Regions from separate parts of the Homo sapiens genome. Here region 1 is linked to region 2. The links are chromatin loops, found by intact Hi-C in ENCODE. Cell type or tissue: A673. All regions are shown on one strand. Links, peaks and the distances in the headings refer to the core of each region. The heading gives the core; the rest is flanking DNA.

Evidence for each region. A loop is a pair of places that touch in the nucleus more often than their neighbours do. Peaks named below come from ENCODE experiments on the same cell type or tissue, not always from the same donor. Only the 100,000 strongest peaks of a DNase experiment are listed, where the experiment ranks them.
Region 1: a loop joins it to region 2, with 6 times the contacts of the local background. A loop is called at or near these places in 1 of 110 quality-filtered maps.

Annotation. Positions count from the first base shown.
Region 1 is chr22:38,492,610-38,497,002 of GRCh38, forward strand. DDX17 (DEAD-box helicase 17) reads right to left here. Exons shown (of 13, transcript NM_006386.5): 6 at 3,187-3,328; 7 at 2,277-2,437; 8 at 2,021-2,193; 9 at 1,412-1,522; 10 at 1,101-1,162. Among named protein-coding and RNA genes, the nearest start is that of DDX17, 12 kb to the right of the region's middle. In A673, for the core only: no CTCF peak of the experiment used is centred there; no DNase peak of the experiment used is centred there.
Region 2 is chr22:37,878,720-37,883,112 of GRCh38, forward strand. The region is part of intron 11 of EIF3L (eukaryotic translation initiation factor 3 subunit L); the gene reads left to right. Among named protein-coding and RNA genes, the nearest start is that of MICALL1, 25 kb to the right of the region's middle. RefSeq lists a silencer at 1,359-1,518. In A673, for the core only: no CTCF peak of the experiment used is centred there; a DNase peak (open chromatin) is centred at 2,152.

The sequences.
Region 1 (4,393 bases), core at 130-4,129, 610 kb after region 2:
CCAAATAGCTGGGATTACAGGCATATGCCACCATGCCCGGCTAATTTTGTATTTTTAGTAGAGACGGGGTTTCTCCATGTTGGTCAGGCTGGTCTCGAACTCCCAACCTCAGGTGATCCGCCCACCTCAGCCTCCCAAAGTGCTGGGATTACAGGCGTGAGCCACTGTGTCCGGCCACATTTTATTTCTTAAACAAAATATGGCCTCTTCCATTTCTCAATGGCTTCCCTTAAGAGTAGTCCTGAAAAAAAGGACTGAAAGGAAATATGCTAAAATATGACTCATTAAGAAACATTTTTCTTTAAATATTTCAGTAACAGTTTAATTCTCCCCAAACGGTAGTTATATTTTTATAATCAGAAGGAAAAAATTGAAGACTTTATTAATAAAGGGAGGGTGGTGAAAGTTGTGAAAAAGTTTAAAGAGCCAGCATCGTGGCCCTTAAAGAACCATGAGCACACGCTAAAAGTACCCTCAGTAATTCAATCAACTATACAACAGGGGTAAGACAAACTGGCCTTTGGGCCAAATCTGGCACAACGCCTATTTTTGCAAATAAATATTGTCTGAACATAGCCACGTTTATCTCTTTGAGACAGGGTCCCACCCTGTCACCCAGGCTGGAGTGGCACGATCTTGGCTCACTCCAACCTGTCTCCTAGACTCAAGCAATCCTCCCACCTCAATCTCCGGAGTCGCTGGGGTTACAGGCGTGCACCACCAAGCTTGGCTAAGTTTTGTTTTGTTTTGTTTTTCTTTTAGAGACAGGATTTCACTATGTTGCCCAGACCGGTCTTGAACTCCTGGGCCTAGGTGATCCACGCGCCTCAGCCTCCCAAAGTGTTAGGATTATAGGCATGAGCCACCAACGGTGCCCAGTCCAGGCCACTTCTTTACATATTATCTACAGCCTACAGCTTTTGTCCTAAAACAGCAGTGCTGAGTGGCTATAACAGAGACCACCATTTGGTTTACAAAGCCAAGCATACTTACTATGTGGCCCTTTACAGAAAGTTTGCCTATCCCTGAAATAGAGCATGAACATTCACTTATGGGCAGGGGGTGGGGAATCAACAGAAAATGCTTAGTTTTAAACTTACCATTAAGTACCCAATCTCTTTCTGGTTGACTCTTGTCTCCATGGATACACATAGCTGGCCAACTATCAGAAGAAAAGTGACCAATATTTTAAAAATCTTTTAAAGTGGAGAAAATCGAACTTTAAAGCCAAATGCTATCATGCAATTTTTGTAAGGTTTGTCAGGCTTCATGAATAGATGACTGTGCTCATTAAAAGAGCAAACTGCATGGATAGGCATTATTGAAATATTACACAACATTTGGAATACCAATTTAGAAATTTCCAGTTAACTATAAAACCAGAGGTTAATTGCCTTGGTGCTATACTCACCCATCTCTGCGCATCCTTCGAGTCAGATCATCACAGCGTCTCTTTGTCTCCACAAATATTATTGTTTTGTTTTCCTTTTCAGCCATTATTTCTTCCATTAGTTGGATCAACCTGAAAACATGACCAACAATGCAGTCATCACACAGAAAGTTATTATGTGGACGATTATGTCTGCAATATCAACTCCCAAGGCTACAGTACTTTCTTTGCACATTACGCTTTTAAAATTTTTAATAACTATTAGAGTACTGAGTCAGGTTCTGCTATGTGCTCAAGAAATACTAACTCATACCATCCTCACAGCAAGTCTCATGTAAGTGGTATTACTCCCATTTCACAGATGAAGAAACTGCAGCACCAAGACACAAAATTGTGCAAAATTATACAGCTTGTAATCAGCAGAGCTAAATTTCAAACTCAAGAATTCAGAATCCTTGCATTTAACCATAATGCTCTGACAAATGATATGATGATGGATTATCAGAAACCTAGCAATGCTTTTAATGTTCTCAGGCCTCAAAATATACTGGTTTCTACAGTACTAATTTTGGAGGGTTATTAGAAAAGGTTTATCAGCATTATCAAATCAGAGTAAAATATCTTTCATACTTGTGGTCTTTTTCACTTTCCATGCAGACATCCACTATCTGGAGGATGTTGTGGTTGGCACTCAACTCCAGATTGCCTACGTTGATCTGGGTGTAATCACGAAGGAAATCCTCTGCAAGCTGTCTTACTTCTTTTGGCCAGGTTGCACTCCACATCAGTGTCTGCCTATCAGGCTATCAAAAAAGGAAAGGCTTTCTTTCAGGCTAAGGAACTTGGACAAATGGCATAAAGACTGCTTATTATTAGCTTTACACACCCTGATTTGGTCAACAATTTTACGGATCTGGGGTTCAAACCCCATATCAAGCATTCTGTCAGCTTCGTCCAATACAAGGTAAGTACATCGGCGAAGATTTGTCTTTCCTGACTCCAGGAAATCTATCAGACGTCCAGGAGTGGCTATGCAGATCTCAACACCTGTAAAACAAAACCAATGATCGAGCCAATCGACTAGGTGCAGTGGCTCACAGCTGTGTTCTAGCACTTTGGGAAGAGGAGGCGGGAAGATCGCTTGAGGCCAGTTCACAACCAGCCTGGTCAACATAGCAAGACCCCGACTCTACAAAAATGCAGCAGCAGCAGCCCTGGTGGCTGTACTCAATGCTGCAGAGAAGCTATTTTTTTTTTTTTTTTTGAGATGGAGTCTTGCTCTGTCACCCAGACTGGAATGCAGTGGCACGATCTCGGCTCACTGCAAGCTCCGACTCCCAGGTTCACGCCATTCTCCTGCCTCAGCCTCCCCAGTAGCTGGGACTGCAGGCACCTGCCACCACGCCTGGCTAATTTTTCGTATTTTTAGTAGAGACGGGGTTTCACCATGTTAGCCAGGATGGTCCCAATCTCTGGACCTCGTGATCCGCCCACCTCGGCCTCCCAAAGTGCTGGGATTACAGGCATGAGCCACCGCACTGGCCCAGAGAAGCTAAATTTTAACAAAGTAACCGCAAAACCATGTCAGGACTTATGTACAATCACCAAATCCTCACAAAGTTTCCAGCCATGCTGAACCTTCTCTCTCAAAATAGCTGTTTTAGTCACATCTGAGAATTTCTAAGCTGCTGAAATTCTGAGTTTATCACAAGAACCCACTTTTTTTCTCCAATTTCCTCCACAGGAATTGGTAAAGTAAGATAAACTAACAATTCTTTTACACTATATATTATTACCTCTTTCCAAGTCTCGAATCTGGGGACCTTTAGGAGCACCTCCATAAATACAAGTACTCTTCAATCTAGAACATTTGCCATAGTCATCGGCCACCTGCTGTACTTGCTGGGCAAGCTCTCTGGTAGGAGCCAGAACTAGACACTGAAACCAACAAAAAGACACTTGAGACCTCATCCAAGGTTTAAAAAAAAAAAAAAAAAAAAGAAGAAACAAAATACAAAAAGCTAATTTAATTCTTTGCTGTCTAATCTAGCACATTAAAAGTGATGGGGTGAAGATCAGAAGTGGGGAATATTAGCACAATGGAATATAGAAAAAAATTATTAGAACTTCATGTTTAGCATTTGGAATGATACTGGTATCCTCGTCACTTTTACTATGACACATTATCAATCATTATAGTTTATATATACTGTTTAAGTGGAGATATAGATTGTATTACCTGGTTTTAAGTATACAACTCTCATTTACAGGTTGAGCATCCTAAACCCCCAAAACCAAAATGCTCCAGCAAGCATTTACTTTGAGGATCATATTGGTCCTCAAAATTTGGATTTGTTTTGTTTTCTGAGACAAAGTCTCACTCTATCGCCCAGGCTGGAGTGCAGTGGTGCAATGAAGGCTCACTGTAACCTCTGCTTCCTGGGTTCAAATGATTCTCCTGCGCCTCAGCCTCCTGAGTAGCTGGGACTAGAGGCAGGCACCACCATGCCCAGCTAATTATTGTATTTTTGTAGAGATGGGGGTTTCCCCATGTTGGCCAGGCTAGTCTCGAACTCCTGACTTCATGTGATCTGCCCACTTTGGCCTCCCAAAGTGCTGGGATTACAGGTGTGAGCCACCATGCCTGGCCTAAAATTTGGAATTTTGGATGGTCATCCTGACTTAAACTGGCAGAATGACACATTCCTGACCTCTAATTTAAGCACATCACCAGGTAGATAAGGCAAAAACAATGAAAATTTACATGTAATCTGACAAGACTGTGTACAATCTGGCCAAATAATACAAAAATCAAGGTATCATATACCATTCAAATTAAATTATGAAACTTGCTTTATATACTGATCCATTAGATATCAACTAATAATAATGCTGTCAGACATATACTATGTATTATAAGTACTGCATTATTTCTTTTTGTGAATATCTTGAGACATATTGTACATGTTCATAAATATATAGGACAAATGCAAGCTTATTTCT
Region 2 (4,393 bases), core at 224-4,223:
CCCAAAGTGCTGGGATTACCAACAATAGATGTTATAATTAAACAATAGATGTTATAATTAAACAAACTATGTAGTAAGAAGTTGCCAAGCACTGCAGAGTAAAGGAAGGCAGAGGTGGTGGGAAGCACAGGTTGCAATGTTAAATACGGTGTTCAGACAGGCTTTGTTGAGAAAGTGAAGTTTAAGCTAAGCTAAGACTTGAAGGAGGTGAGGGAGTAGTGTTTTGGTTTTTTTTTTTTTTTTTTTGACAGTCTTGGTCTGTCGCCCAGGCTAGAGTGCAGTGGTGCAATCTCGGCTCCCTGCAACCTCCGCCTCCCAGGTTCAAGCAATTCTCCTGCCTCAGCATCCTGAGTAGCTGGAATTATAAGAGGCCGCCACCACACCTGGCTAATTTTTGTATTTTTAGTAGAGACAGGGTTTTGCCATGTTGGCCAGGCTAGTCTCAAACTCCTGACCTGAAGCGATCCATCTGGTGGAGAGTTCTTAATAGCTCACCAAAGGCTGGACACGGTGGCTCATGCCTGTAATCCCAGCACTTTGGGAGGCCGAGATGGACAGATCATGGGGTCAAGAGATCAAGACCATCCTAGCCAACATGGTGAAACCCCATCTCTACTAAAAATAAATTAGCTGGGCATGGTGGCGCATACCTGTAGTCCCAGCTACCCGGGAGGCTGAGGCAGGAGAATCACTTGAACCCAGGAGGCGGAGGTTGCAGTGAGCTGAGATCGCTGCACTGCACTGTAGCCTGGCAACAGAGCGACACTCCGTCTCAAAAAAAAAAAAAATAGCTCACCAGATATCTGGAGGAAGAGCCTTCCAGGCAGAGGAACAGTTAGAGCAAAGGCCCCGAAGAGGAGTGAGGCCAATAAGTTTAAGGGACAGTTGTAGTATGCCCGAGTAGCCTGAGAAAGGAGGCTGTGAAGATGAGATTGGAGAAAGGGGGATGGTGCTTTGTATACTGTTGGAGTACTTTACAAGTGGGAAGCCATTGTCCTGCTGCCTTCTTTATTTTTTTATTTTTAGTTAGCAATAATCACACCTCACATAACCCTCATTGGCCATACTGCCACTGCACAAAGCTTTTTTTTTTTTTTTGAGATGGAGTGTCATTCTGTCGTCCAGGCTGGAGTGCAGTGGCACGATCTTGGCTCACTGCAACCTCTGCCTCCCGGGTTCATGCGATTCTCTTGCCTCAGCCTCCTGAGTAGCTGGGATTACAGGCTCACACCACCACACCCAGCTAATATTTTGTGTATTTTTAGTAGAGACAGGGTTTCACTATGTTGACCAGACTGGTCTCCAACTCCTGACCTTGTGATCCGCCCGCCTCGGCCTCCCAGAGTGCTAGGATTACAGGCGTGAGCCATCGCGCCCGGTATTATTTTATTTTTATTTTATTTTATTTTATTTTGAGATGTCTCGCTCTGTCGCCTAGGCTGGAGTGCAGTGGCGCGATCTCAGCTCACTGTAAGCTTCACCTCCCAGGTTCACGCCATTCTCCTGCCTCAGCCTCCCGAGTAGCTGGGACTACAGACACCCGCCACCACACCTGGCTAATTTTTTGTATTTTTTAGTAGAGACGGGGTTTCACTGTGTTAGCCAGGATGGTCTCAATCTCCTGACCTCGTGATCCACCCACCTCGGCCTACCAAAGTGCTGAGATTACAGGCGTGAGCCACTGCATCCGGCTCTCTTTTTTGAGACAAGGTCTCACTCTGGTTGCCCAGGCTGGAGTGCAGTGGTGTGATCTCAGCTCACTGCAGCCTCAACTTCCTGGGTTCAGGTGATTGTCCTACCTCATCCTCCCAAGTAGCTGAGATTACAGGCGCACGTCACCACGACTGGCTAATTTTTGGTATTTTTAGTAGAGATGGGGTTTGGCCATGTTGCCCAGCCTGGTCTCGAACTCTGATATGTGCCACTGTTCCCAGCCGATTTTAAGTTTTTACTTTATAGAAACAGGGTCTCACTTTGTTGCCCAGGCTAGTTTCAAGTGATCCTCCTACCTTGGCCTCCCAAAATGCTGGGATTACTGGTGTGAGCCACTGCGCCTGTCCTGTCCTGATGTCTAACATCTTGGATTAGTGCTGCCTGTTTGTGAACTTTATATAATGGAATTACACAGTATGTACTCTTTAAGTCTGGCTTCTTTTGCTCAACGTTATAATTGAGTGAGTCACCGTCCATTGTGTGTAGCAGTGATTCCTTCATGTTTATTGTTCTGTGATAGTCCAGCATCTGCTGTTGTTATTGTACTGCAGTTTATCCATTCTCCCATTGATTAACGTTTGGATGGTTTGTATATTACAAAAAATACAAGTAAGGTTTTTACAGAGTGGCTAGTAATACATTTATATATGCCTATGTATGCCTCAAGTTCTTTCCAGAAGGATACACAAGCAACATAGCAGTAGCTTCCTCTCAGGAGGGGAGGTGGGTTGAAGAACAGTGTTAGTTTTCACTGGCACTTTTAAGTTCAAGCTGGACATTTTAATGTCTGATGAGATTTTCATTTTTATTTATTTATTTAGAGACAGAGTCTCATTGTATCACTCAGGCTGTAGTGCAGTGATGTGATCTTGGCTCACTGCCACCTCCGCCTCCTGGGTTCAAGCAATCCTTCTGTCTCAGCCTCCTGATTAGCTGGGACTACAGGCGCTGATGAGCTGATGAGGTTTTTAAAAGAATTGTTTTCTTTTTTTTTAGACTGAGTCTTGCTCTTGTTGCACAGGCTGGAGTGCAATGGCACAATCTTGGCTCACCGGAACCTCTGCCTCCCGGGTTCAGGCGATTTTCCTGCCTCAGCCTCCCGAGTAGCTGGGATGTACAGGGATGCGCCACCATGCCCAGCTAATTTTGTATTTTTAGTAGAGACAGGGTTTCTCCGTCTTGGTCAGGCTGGTCTCGAACTCCCGCCCTCAGGTGATCTGCCCGCCTCGGCCTCCCAAAGTGCTGGGGTTACAGACATGAGCCACCACACACGGCCGTCAGCCCAGGTTTTCTAAGATCAGCAAATGTCCATAGGGCAGAGGGGGTCTTCTGTGCTTTTCTTAGAATGGTTTCTTTTTTCCCAAAATGTTCTGTTACTATCTTGTCAGCTCTTTGATGCTGTAAGTTTTTTTCTAATATCCTGCATTTTTAATTGTTTTTGAAAGCATTTTGGGCCAGGTACAGTGGCTTATAGCTATAATCCCAATACTCTGGAAGGACGAGGCAGGAGAATTGCTTGAGCCCAGGAGTTCAAGACCAACCTGGGCAACAAACCAAGACCCTGTCTCTACTTTTTAAAAAGAGAAAAAGCATGCTGGGCATGATGGCTCACGCCTGTAATCCCAGCACTTTGGGAGGCCAAGGCGGGTGGATCACCTGAGGTCAGGAGATCAAGACCATCCTGGCCAGTATGGTGAAACCCTGTCTCTACTAAAAATATAAAAATTAGCCAGGCATGGTGGCACATGCCTGTAATCCCAGTAACTTGGGAGGCTGAGACAGGAGACTCACTTGAGCCCAAGAGACAGAGGTTGCAGTGAGCTGAGATCAAGCCACCGCATTCCAGCCTTTGTGACAGAGATGAGACTGCATCTTGAAAAAAAGAGAAAAAGCATTTTGGTCTAAATGTATTGTTGGAAATAGCACTTTTTGAGCAGTTCTTAAAAATACATAATTTTAGGCTGAGTGCAGTGGCTCATACCTGTAATCCTATCACTTTGGGAGGCCAAGGTGGGTAGATCATCAGAGGTCAGGAGTTCAAGACCTGCCTGTGCAACATGGTGAAACCCCGTCTCTACTAAAAATATTTAAAAAATTAGCCGGGCATGGTGGTGCGTTCCTGTAATCCCAGCTACTCGGGAGGCTGAGGCACGAGAATCACCTGAACCTGGGAAGCAGAAGCTGCAGTGAGCCGAGATTGTGCCACTGCACTCCAGCCTGGGCAACAGAGTGAGAGACTGTCTCAAAAAAAGAAAAAAACATAATTTTTATACATAATTTGCATGATAAGCCGGGCGCGTTGGTTCACGCAAGTAATCCCAGCACTTTGGGAGGCCGAGCTAGGCGGAACACGAGGTCAGGAGATCAAGACCGTCCTGGCCAATATGGTGAACCCCATCTCTACTAAAAATACAAAAATTAGCTGGGCGTGGTGGCGGGTGCCTGTAGTCCCAGCTACTTGGGAGGCTGAGGCAGGAGACTTGCTTGAACCTAGGAGGCGGAGGTTGCAGTAAGCCAAGATTGCACCACTGCACTCCAGCCTGGGCAACAGAGCGAGACTCCACTTCAAAAAAATAAAAAAAGGCTGGGCATGGTGGCTCACGCCTGTAATCCCAACACTTTGAGAGGCGAAGGTGGGCGGATCACTTGAGGTCAGGAGATCAAGACCAGCCTGACCAAC